Linked DNA regions of Homo sapiens: all the other regions are linked to region 1. Evidence: chromatin contacts called from ENCODE Hi-C or POLR2A ChIA-PET data. All regions are on one chromosome and are shown on one strand. The core of a region is the stretch at or near the end of the contact, and the rest is flanking DNA. Distances in the headings are between cores, read along the strand shown.

The links. Hi-C counts contacts between places; a loop is a spot of excess contacts on that map. ChIA-PET counts read pairs that join two places held with the same protein, here RNA polymerase II (POLR2A). Pooled maps may share reads with other maps.
Region 2: a loop to region 1 is called in a pooled map, with 2.6 times the contacts of the local background. The contact joins the promoter of LHB here to the promoter of CD37 in region 1. A Hi-C loop is called at or near these places in 2 of 50 pooled maps. POLR2A ChIA-PET finds 5 or more read pairs at or near these places in 2 of 52 experiments (activated T-cell and common myeloid progenitor, CD34-positive).
Region 3: a pooled map shows a loop between it and region 1 (6-fold over the local background). The contact joins the promoter of AP2A1 here to the promoter of CD37 in region 1. A Hi-C loop is called at or near these places in 1 of 37 single-sample maps with no recorded cell type and 10 of 50 pooled maps. POLR2A ChIA-PET finds 5 or more read pairs at or near these places in 3 of 52 experiments (A673, HEK293 and activated CD8-positive, alpha-beta memory T cell).

Annotation. Positions count from the first base shown.
Region 1 is chr19:49,334,156-49,336,944 of GRCh38, reverse strand. CD37 (CD37 molecule) reads right to left here and starts at 1,539. Exons shown (of 8, transcript NM_001774.3): 1 at 1,336-1,539; 2 at 1,159-1,231; 3 at 1-36. The coding sequence starts at 1,404. It also overlaps a transcript of SLC6A16 not described here. RefSeq lists enhancers at 1,309-1,428, 1,919-1,988.
Region 2 is chr19:49,015,690-49,018,389 of GRCh38, reverse strand. LHB (luteinizing hormone subunit beta) reads left to right here and starts at 1,299. Exons shown (of 3, transcript NM_000894.3): 1 at 1,299-1,323; 2 at 1,676-1,843; 3 at 2,080-2,410. The coding sequence starts at 1,309. The coding sequence ends at 2,322. It overlaps RUVBL2 (RuvB like AAA ATPase 2), which reads right to left. Exons shown (of 15, transcript NM_006666.3): 15 at 2,420-2,573. The coding sequence ends at 2,548. It overlaps SAXO3 (stabilizer of axonemal microtubules 3), which reads left to right. Exons shown (of 5, transcript NM_001396011.1): 5 at 50-422. The coding sequence ends at 422. RefSeq lists a silencer at 118-307 and enhancers at 1-474, 284-578.
Region 3 is chr19:49,765,604-49,768,303 of GRCh38, reverse strand. AP2A1 (adaptor related protein complex 2 subunit alpha 1) reads right to left here and starts at 1,303. Exons shown (of 23, transcript NM_130787.3): 1 at 1,104-1,303. The coding sequence starts at 1,170. RefSeq lists enhancers at 839-1,607, 1,661-2,638 and a silencer at 1,169-1,748.

The DNA.
Region 1 (2,789 bases), core at 290-2,789:
CTTTGGACCAGATCTGCAGAGGCACGAAGGCCAAGCCTGGGAGAGGTGAGGGGAGTGATGATGAGCTGTGTGGCACAGCTCCAGGCAGCCCCATTTCCCACCTAGGCAGCCACCCAAGTGGGGAGCAGTATCTTGGTGCCCCTCTCTCTGGGACTCTGTCCCTGCCCCACCCTGAGTCCCTGTTTCCTTCTGAAACTTTCTCTTCTTTCTGGGCCTGTTTCCCGTCCCTGGATCTCTGTCTCTCTTCCTCTTACCCTCTCCTTCCTCCTTCAGCTCCTCCTCGTCCCCAGTAGTTTCAGCCCTATCACTTGTTCTGTGACATTGGCTTGGCTCCTTAAACCTCCCTGAGGCATAGGAGATGATATCTATTTCTTAGGGTTTTTTTTTGAGTTGGAGCCTCGCTCTGTCCCCCAGGCTGGAGTGCAGTGATGTGATCTCGGCTCACTGCAACCTCTGCCTCCCAGGTTCAAGTGATTCTCCTGCCTCAGCCTCCCTAGTAGCTGCGACTACAGGCATGTGCCACCATGCCTGGCTAACGTTTTGTATTTTTGAGTAGAGACAGGGTTTCACCATGTTGGCCAGGCTATTCTCGAACTCCTGACCTCAAGTGATCCACCTGCCTCGGCTTCCCAAAGTGCTGGAATTACAGGTGTGAGCCACCGCGCCCGGCCCCTAGGGTCATTTTGAGAGACACATGAGGACATGTGTTCAACCCAGTCCTCAACACAGGGCAAAGACTTCTTAAATATGAGCGTTTAGGGTTATATTTCATTATTATTTAGGGTCATACTTCATTATTATTTTCCTATTATTAATGTTATTTTGGCTCTTTTACGTCCTTGCTGTATGACATCCATCAAGGGGCTTCCCCTCTCTGAACCTCAAGCGAGGGGAAGGTTTGTGGGGGCATCTGACCAGCCACAAGTCCCGACAGATAGGAAGTGCTTGAGAAATGGCTCTCATGATCATTGTTGTTTGTATGCACAACCCCATTTGCCGGAAGAAGACTCAGGCTCCAAGAAGCCTCCGGTGAGCAGTGGATGGGAGCCTGTAGCCTGCCTGCAGAGTAGGGCACCGTAGGTCTCCCTGAGACAAGGGAGACCCCAGGAAGTTGCTTGGGTTGGGGGAGGCCCTCCCACCTGCCCCAGCCCCCCTCACCCACAAAGGACACGAAGCTGGTCTTGTCAATGAGGATCCAGATGCCGAAGCAGAAGATCAGGCTGCCGAGGACCTGGGGAGAGGAGATGCGGATACGGGGGTGGGCCACAGGGGAAGATGAGGGCTGGGTTAGCGGCAGGGGCTGGGCCCCGGCTGGGTAGCCATGAGGCAACTCACGAAGAAGAAGAGGTTGAAAACGAAGAGGAAGTACTTGATGAGGCTGAGGCAGCTCTCCTGGGCTGACATCTTCACCTAGTGGGGTAAGCGGTCCACTCACCACACAGAAGAGGTGCTGACAGTGGGGGAGACAGGGAGAAAGAAAGAGGCTGAGAGAGAAAGAGAGACGGAGAGCTGAGAGAGAAAGGAAGAACCCCAAAAGAGGAAGTTCCAGGGGTGGGGCTCCACCCACTCCCGCTTCATGTAAGGTGGCTTTCTGTCTCTCTCTCTGTCCCTGTCTCCCTCACCTGCTCCACTGGGACACATGCTCTGGTACCTGAGGGGCCTTGGAATTTGTGGGCACCAAGGACTCATGGGGCAGTCCCTCCCAGGTCTCCATGTCTCAGGCGCTGGGGGATCTAAAGGGACCCCTGATCTACTGGAACCCACCTCTGGGCATGGGGACCTCAGGGCTGACCCTGGACAGCAGCTGACCTCACAGACACTCTGACCTCATGGCCTGCTAAGCTCTCCCATCTCTGCATCCAGCTGTGTCTCCCATTTCCTGCCCTGGGTCTCTTGTTCCTCCTCTCTGGGTCTTTGTCCCCACCTTCCTGCTACTCCCCATCTCTGTCCCCTTATCTCAGCAGAGTCTCTCCCTCCTCTGGGTCTCTGTCCTCCTGCCTCCTGGGGTCTCTATCCTCCCTCTCTCTGTGTTTCTTTATTTTATTTATATATTTGTTTCTTTTTGAGACAGGGTCTCACTTTTCACCCAGGCTGGAGTACGGTGGGGAAAACAGCTCACTGTAGCCTGGGCTCAAGCTATCCTCCCACCTCTGCCTTCTGAGTAGCTGGGATTACAGGTGCACACTACCATGCCTGGCTAATTTTTGTATTTTTTGTAGAAATGGGGTCTTGCTATGGAGTGGGAGTGTTGTATTTTTTATATTTAATTAAAAAAAAACAGAGATAGGGTCTCACTAGGTTGCCCAGGCTGGTCTGGAACTCCTGGACTCAAGCGACCCTCCTGCCTTGGCCTCCCAAAGTGTTGGGATTACAGGCGTGAGCCACTGTGCCTGGCCTCTCTCTGCTTCTGGCCCCTTCTTTGGGTCCTTCCTCCTTTCTCTCTTCATCTCTCTTTTGTTTTTGTTTTTGAGACAGGGTCGCCCAGGCTGGAATGCAGTAGTGCGATCATAGCTCACTGCAGCCCCAACCTTCCCAGGCTCGAGCAATCCTTGCACCTCAGCCTCCCAAGTAGCTGGGACTACAGGTGCACACCACCATGCCTGGCTAATTTTCTTCATTTTTTGTAGAGATGGGAGTCTCACTGTGTTGCCTAGGCTGGTCTCAAATTTCTGGGCTCAAGTGATCCTCCTGCCTTGGCCTCCTAAAGTGCTGGGATTATGGGCGTGAGCCACTGTGCCCAGCCTGTCTTCTTTTCTCTGTCTCCCCCTTCCCCACTTGTTTTTGTGCCT
Region 2 (2,700 bases), core at 50-2,549, 320 kb after region 1:
GTCCCCAAGGATCCAGCTGTATCCTCACCATCCCGCCCTGCTCCCACAGGACGGAGCTGTCCGGATACCCCCGCAAGGACTCCCTGACCTACTGGAGCTTCGAAGAGACGCCCCAGGTCTGGAGCCACGGCCCGCAGCGGCCGCCCTGTCCGCGCTCCTCCCGGCCGCCCCGACCACCGCGGGTCCGCGTGCCGCGCGTCAGCCCGGTGACCTCGGCCATGCCGCACCGGGGAGCCCTGTCTCTGGCTCAGGAGTCCTACAGCCCCCTGCTGCACCCGCTCCGGCGGCTCGACCGCTTCTGCCCGCTGGAGGCGCCCTGGGGCGGCCCGCACTGGAAGCCCCTGCGGGGCATCTACAGCGTGCCGAAAGCCTACAGTACCGAGAACTCCAGCTATGGCAGCTTGAAGCCGGCGCTGGTGTGAGCCGTCAGGGCCAGCCCCACCCCAGACCCGCCCCCAGGGCCGCGCTGCCGAGCGGAGCTCGGGACCTCCGCTCACTAGGAAGGGTTCCGGACCCAGCCTGAGTCGCACTCATTACGTCTATTGGCAACGTGGGGGCGGGACTAGCCCAGACACCCACTCAGCTGCGGCATCACGGAGAGGGGACTAAGTCCAGATAATGTCCTTGCAGGCTGTGGCCCCGGGGGCAAGACACGCACCCTGCGGGCGTATTAAATAATGAGTTAAATCACCTGAACCACACCCACTTCCGGGGACGCTCCGGGCATCCTGGCTTGAGGGTAGGGTGGGCGGAGGTCCCTAAGGGAGAGGTGGGGCTCGGGCTTAATCCCTCCTTGGGGGCATCTGGGTCAAGTGGCTTCCCTGGCAGCACAGTCACGGGGAGACCCTCTCTCACTGGGCAGAAGCTAAGTCCGAAGCAGCGCCCCTCCTGTTAGGTTGGACTGTGGTGCAGGAAAGCCTCAAGTGGAGGGTTGAGGCTTCAGTCCAGCACCTTTCTCGGGTCATGGCCTCCTCCTGGCTCCCAAGACCCCACAATTGGCAGAGGCAGGCCTTCCTACACCCTACTCCCTGTGCCTCCAGGCTCGACTAGTCCCTAGCACTCGACAACTGGGTCTCTGAGGTCACTTCACCGTGGTCTCTGCCTCACCTCTGGCGCTAGACCACTGAGGGGAGAGGGCTGGGGCGCTCTGCTGAGCCACTCCTGCGCCTCCCTGGCCATGTGCACCTCTCGCCCCCGGGGGGATTAGTGTCCAGGTTACCCCAGCATCCTATCACCTCCTGGTGGCCTTGCCGCCCCCACAACCCCGAGGTATATAGCCAGATACACGAGGCAGGGGATGCACCAAGGATGGAGATGCTCCAGGTAAGACTACAGGGCCCCTGGGCACCTTCCACCTCCTTCCAGGCCATCACTGGCATGAGAAGGGGCAGACCCGTGTGAGCTGTGGAAGGAGGCCTCTTTCTGGAGGGGCATGACCCCCAGTAAGCTTCAGGTGGGGCAGTTCCTGAGGGTGGGGATCTGAAATGTTGGGGCATCTCAGGTCCTCTGGGCTGTGGGGTGGGCTCTGAAAGGCAGGTGTCCGGGTGGTGGGTCCTGAATAGGAGATGCCGGGAAGGGTCTCTGGGTCTTTGTGGGTGGTGTACCACGCGGGATGGGAAGGCCAGGACTCGGGGCTGCGGTCTCAGACCTGGGTGAAGCAGTGTCCTTGTCCCAGGGGCTGCTGCTGTTGCTGCTGCTGAGCATGGGCGGGGCATGGGCATCCAGGGAGCCGCTTCGGCCATGGTGCCACCCCATCAATGCCATCCTGGCTGTCGAGAAGGAGGGCTGCCCAGTGTGCATCACCGTCAACACCACCATCTGTGCCGGCTACTGCCCCACCATGGTGAGCTGCCTGGGGCCAGGGGCAGATGCTGCCACCTCAGGGCCAGACCCACAGAGGCAGCGGGGGAGGAAGGGTGGTCTGCCTCTCTGGCCTGCGGTTGGGGAATGGGGTGTGGGAAGGCAGGAACAGAGGGCTTCCTGGGCTCCTGAGTCCAGGACCTGTGGGGTCAGCTTGGGAGCTCAGCTGAGGCGCTGGCCTCAGGCACATGCTCATTCCCCCACTCACACGGCCTCCAGATGCGCGTGCTGCAGGCGGTCCTGCCGCCCCTGCCTCAGGTGGTGTGCACCTACCGTGATGTGCGCTTCGAGTCCATCCGGCTCCCTGGCTGCCCGCGTGGTGTGGACCCCGTGGTCTCCTTCCCTGTGGCTCTCAGCTGTCGCTGTGGACCCTGCCGCCGCAGCACCTCTGACTGTGGGGGTCCCAAAGACCACCCCTTGACCTGTGACCACCCCCAACTCTCAGGCCTCCTCTTCCTCTAAAGACCCTCCCCGCAGCCTTCCAAGTCCATCCCGACTCCTGGAGCCCTGACACCCCGATCCTCCCACAATAAAGGCTTCTCAATCCGCACTCTGGAGGTGTCTTTCTGTGGGCTCAGGGCAACCACACATACACAGGGTGGGTGCAGCTTCCCAACCATTTTATACAGAGTCACAGTGTCAGAACTCTGGTGGAAAACAGGGTGGGGTCGGGGGATGACATCCAACTCAGGAGGTGTCCATGGTCTCGCCTTCTGTGGGGAGAAGGAAGGCCACATGGTCAGTGTCGCCCAGGTGGCAGGGCCTGAGCCTTCTACGCCGAGCTCCCTCTTCCTCCCTCTGAGGTTGGCTCTGGCAGTGCAGGTGCGGGGTGGGGATTCT
Region 3 (2,700 bases), core at 54-2,553, 430 kb before region 1:
TCCTGGCAGCTCCAATCACCCACAGCCATTCCCAGGAGTTGAGAGCTGACTTGCCGCCAGGATTCCCATCGTCACGACAACTCTTCCTGGCAGGGACCACCGTCCCCATATTACTGTGGTCAAATAGAAAAGGGCTCAGATCCCTGCCTGTCCTGCTGCCTGACCCCTGACCTCTCTCTGGGATTAGACTTCCCCTATTCCCAGCTTTCCAGATATCTACCCCTCAAGCACTTCAGAACCCAACGCCTTCCTTGAGGTCTGGGCGCTCCTTCTTCTACCCTTTCCCCAATCCCCTACTCTAATGTCCTCTTCTTTCCTGGCCCCCCGTTCCCTGTCACAGGTTCTCCCAAGACCTTACACCGACAGCTCTTTTCCTCTGTGTTCCTTGGGTCCCTCCTTTCCCCTCAGCTGCCCCTCTAGCCCCCTCCACACTGCCTTCCATGTCTTCTAGGCAATCTCCCACCCTGAAGCCCCTCTATCCTTCACCAGGGTGTCCTTATAGTCTCCCCGTCCCATCATCTCCCTGCCCCAAACTCATGGACTTTCAACCACTCTCAGGCCTCCTCTATACCACTGGCCAGGAGCCTCGGTGACCTATCTAACCCCTTTCCCCTGTATGACACCCCCTATCCCAGGTCCTCAAGCCCTGCTTCATTAGGCTTCCGGCATTCCACTTCCTCCAGGTCCCCTCTGGCCTCTTCCCATTCCATCGCTCCACAGGGCACCCCCGCCATACACTTCTTTCACTTCTTCTCTACATTGGGAATCCCTCTAACCCCATCGTTTGTAAGATCCCCCAGCTTTTCAGTCTTTCCCAGGGGACACCTCTATGCTCCCATCCCCGGGACCTCACTGGCTTCCTCCCCTTTCAAGCCCTCCCGGACCCCTCTAGCTACTCCGTGTCGTCACCTCAAGAGGCACTCTATGACACCCCAAGCCCCTACGTGCCCCCCACTCTAAAGTTCTTCCTGGGGCCCATCTATGCTGTCCCTATACGGCCGCAGAGGCTTTTGATCCCCCGGGTCCCTCTGTGATCCCCAAACCCCTCAATTTCACGCTCCCCCCTCCCCCGCGTCTCCAGTGTCCCCCGGCCGCGCGCTCACAGTTCCGGATGTCGGAGATGAACACCGCGAGCCCCCGCATCCCATCGCCCTTGGACACGGCCGGCATGATGGCGGTGGTGTCGGCTCCAGGCCTGGCCGGACAGGGCACAGAGCAGCGGGGGCTGGCAAGCGGGGACCGGGCGGAAAGGACCCCAGGCAGCGCCAAGGAGCCGAGCCGGCCGCGGGGAGGGCTGGCTGGCGGGCGGGCGGGCGGGCTGGCAGGCCGTGGCACCGCCCCCTGCCCCTCCCCTCCGCCCGCGGTCCGGAGCTCTGAGCCGCCCACTGGCTTGAGCTCCTGCCGCTCACAGGCGGGTTTCTCCCCCACTTCCTCTCTCATTGGCCGCCAAGCAAAGGCACGACGCTACGATTGGCCCAGTGTTCCGCTATTTCCGTTTGGGAGCTGGGGAGGGGGGGGAGGAGGCGTTGCCCGAGAGACGGGCGGGGTTCGATTGCGTATCATGGGCCCGCCCCCTCCGCGCGGCCAGGTCAAACACTGATTGGATCTAGCGGCTCTCCAAGGAGGAAGGGAGGGACGTGAAGGAAGGCGGGGAACGGTCCTAGGAGGCGGGACTTAGGTTGACTGGGACCAATGAACGGGTAGACCTGCCCCGCAGGCGTCGCGGATTGGCGAGATCTGTCCTACTTCAGCCCTCCATTGGGCGGCTGTGGGGCGGGCGGAAGGCGAAGATCAGTAGAGAAGGAAAGAGGGGAGGGTGTCACTCCGCTCGGCTGGGATAGGTGGAGCGACGCCTGCAATTCCCTGCTGCAGAGAAGGGGTTGGGCGAGGCAAGAGAGCGTGCGGTGTTTACTGCGCAAGCGTCTCCGTGTTCCCTTTCTCCCTCCACTGTCACCCCCGACTGCTGAAATCCTCTTCTAGGAAGCCTTCCTCCCCTCCCCCCTTCTCTGCAGCCAACGTGTCGGGACTTGAGTTGTCAGGAGACCTAGAATCTCAGAGTGAAAAACAGTAATTCAAGGCTAGTCCCATTAAGCAGAAGTTAAAACTTAGGTCGAGAGGGCGAATGACTTGCCCAGGGCCACACAGCTTGGAAGTGAAAAAGCAGAAATAAACGTAAACCGTATCTTGGCTTACTTTTCAATATATGTTGCCTTTTTTTTTTTGTCCAACCGCAGTGTCTCTCGGGCAGCCTCCATTGTAGCAGATATCAAACCAAAATTGATTGTCTCCTCCAGACTGGGAACTCCTTCTGGGCAAGAATGGGACCTGGCCTTGAACAGTTTCAACAACATTTGTTAAAAGAAGAAATAGGTGAATCTGCTTTGGCCCAGCCCCAGCCTCCATCCCCAACCCCCAGCTCCCCAGAGACTCTTTGGTAAACTGGCTTTGGGGAAGGCAAAACGGCCAGAACTCCCAACGCCCCAGGAGATTGAGAAATTTGGGACAAAGGGAACTGGAAGAGTCCATTTCTGTCACCTGTAGGAACAAAACTCCACCCCATCAGCCTTTTCTAATCTCAGAAGCCAAGAATTCCTGGAATGAGCCTTGGGGGTGTGTTCTGGACCTTTGGAATGGCCATTCTGAATCCTGGGAGATGGAAAGGAGGTTGAGAAGAGCCCACCTTCCAGGCTCAATGGATGC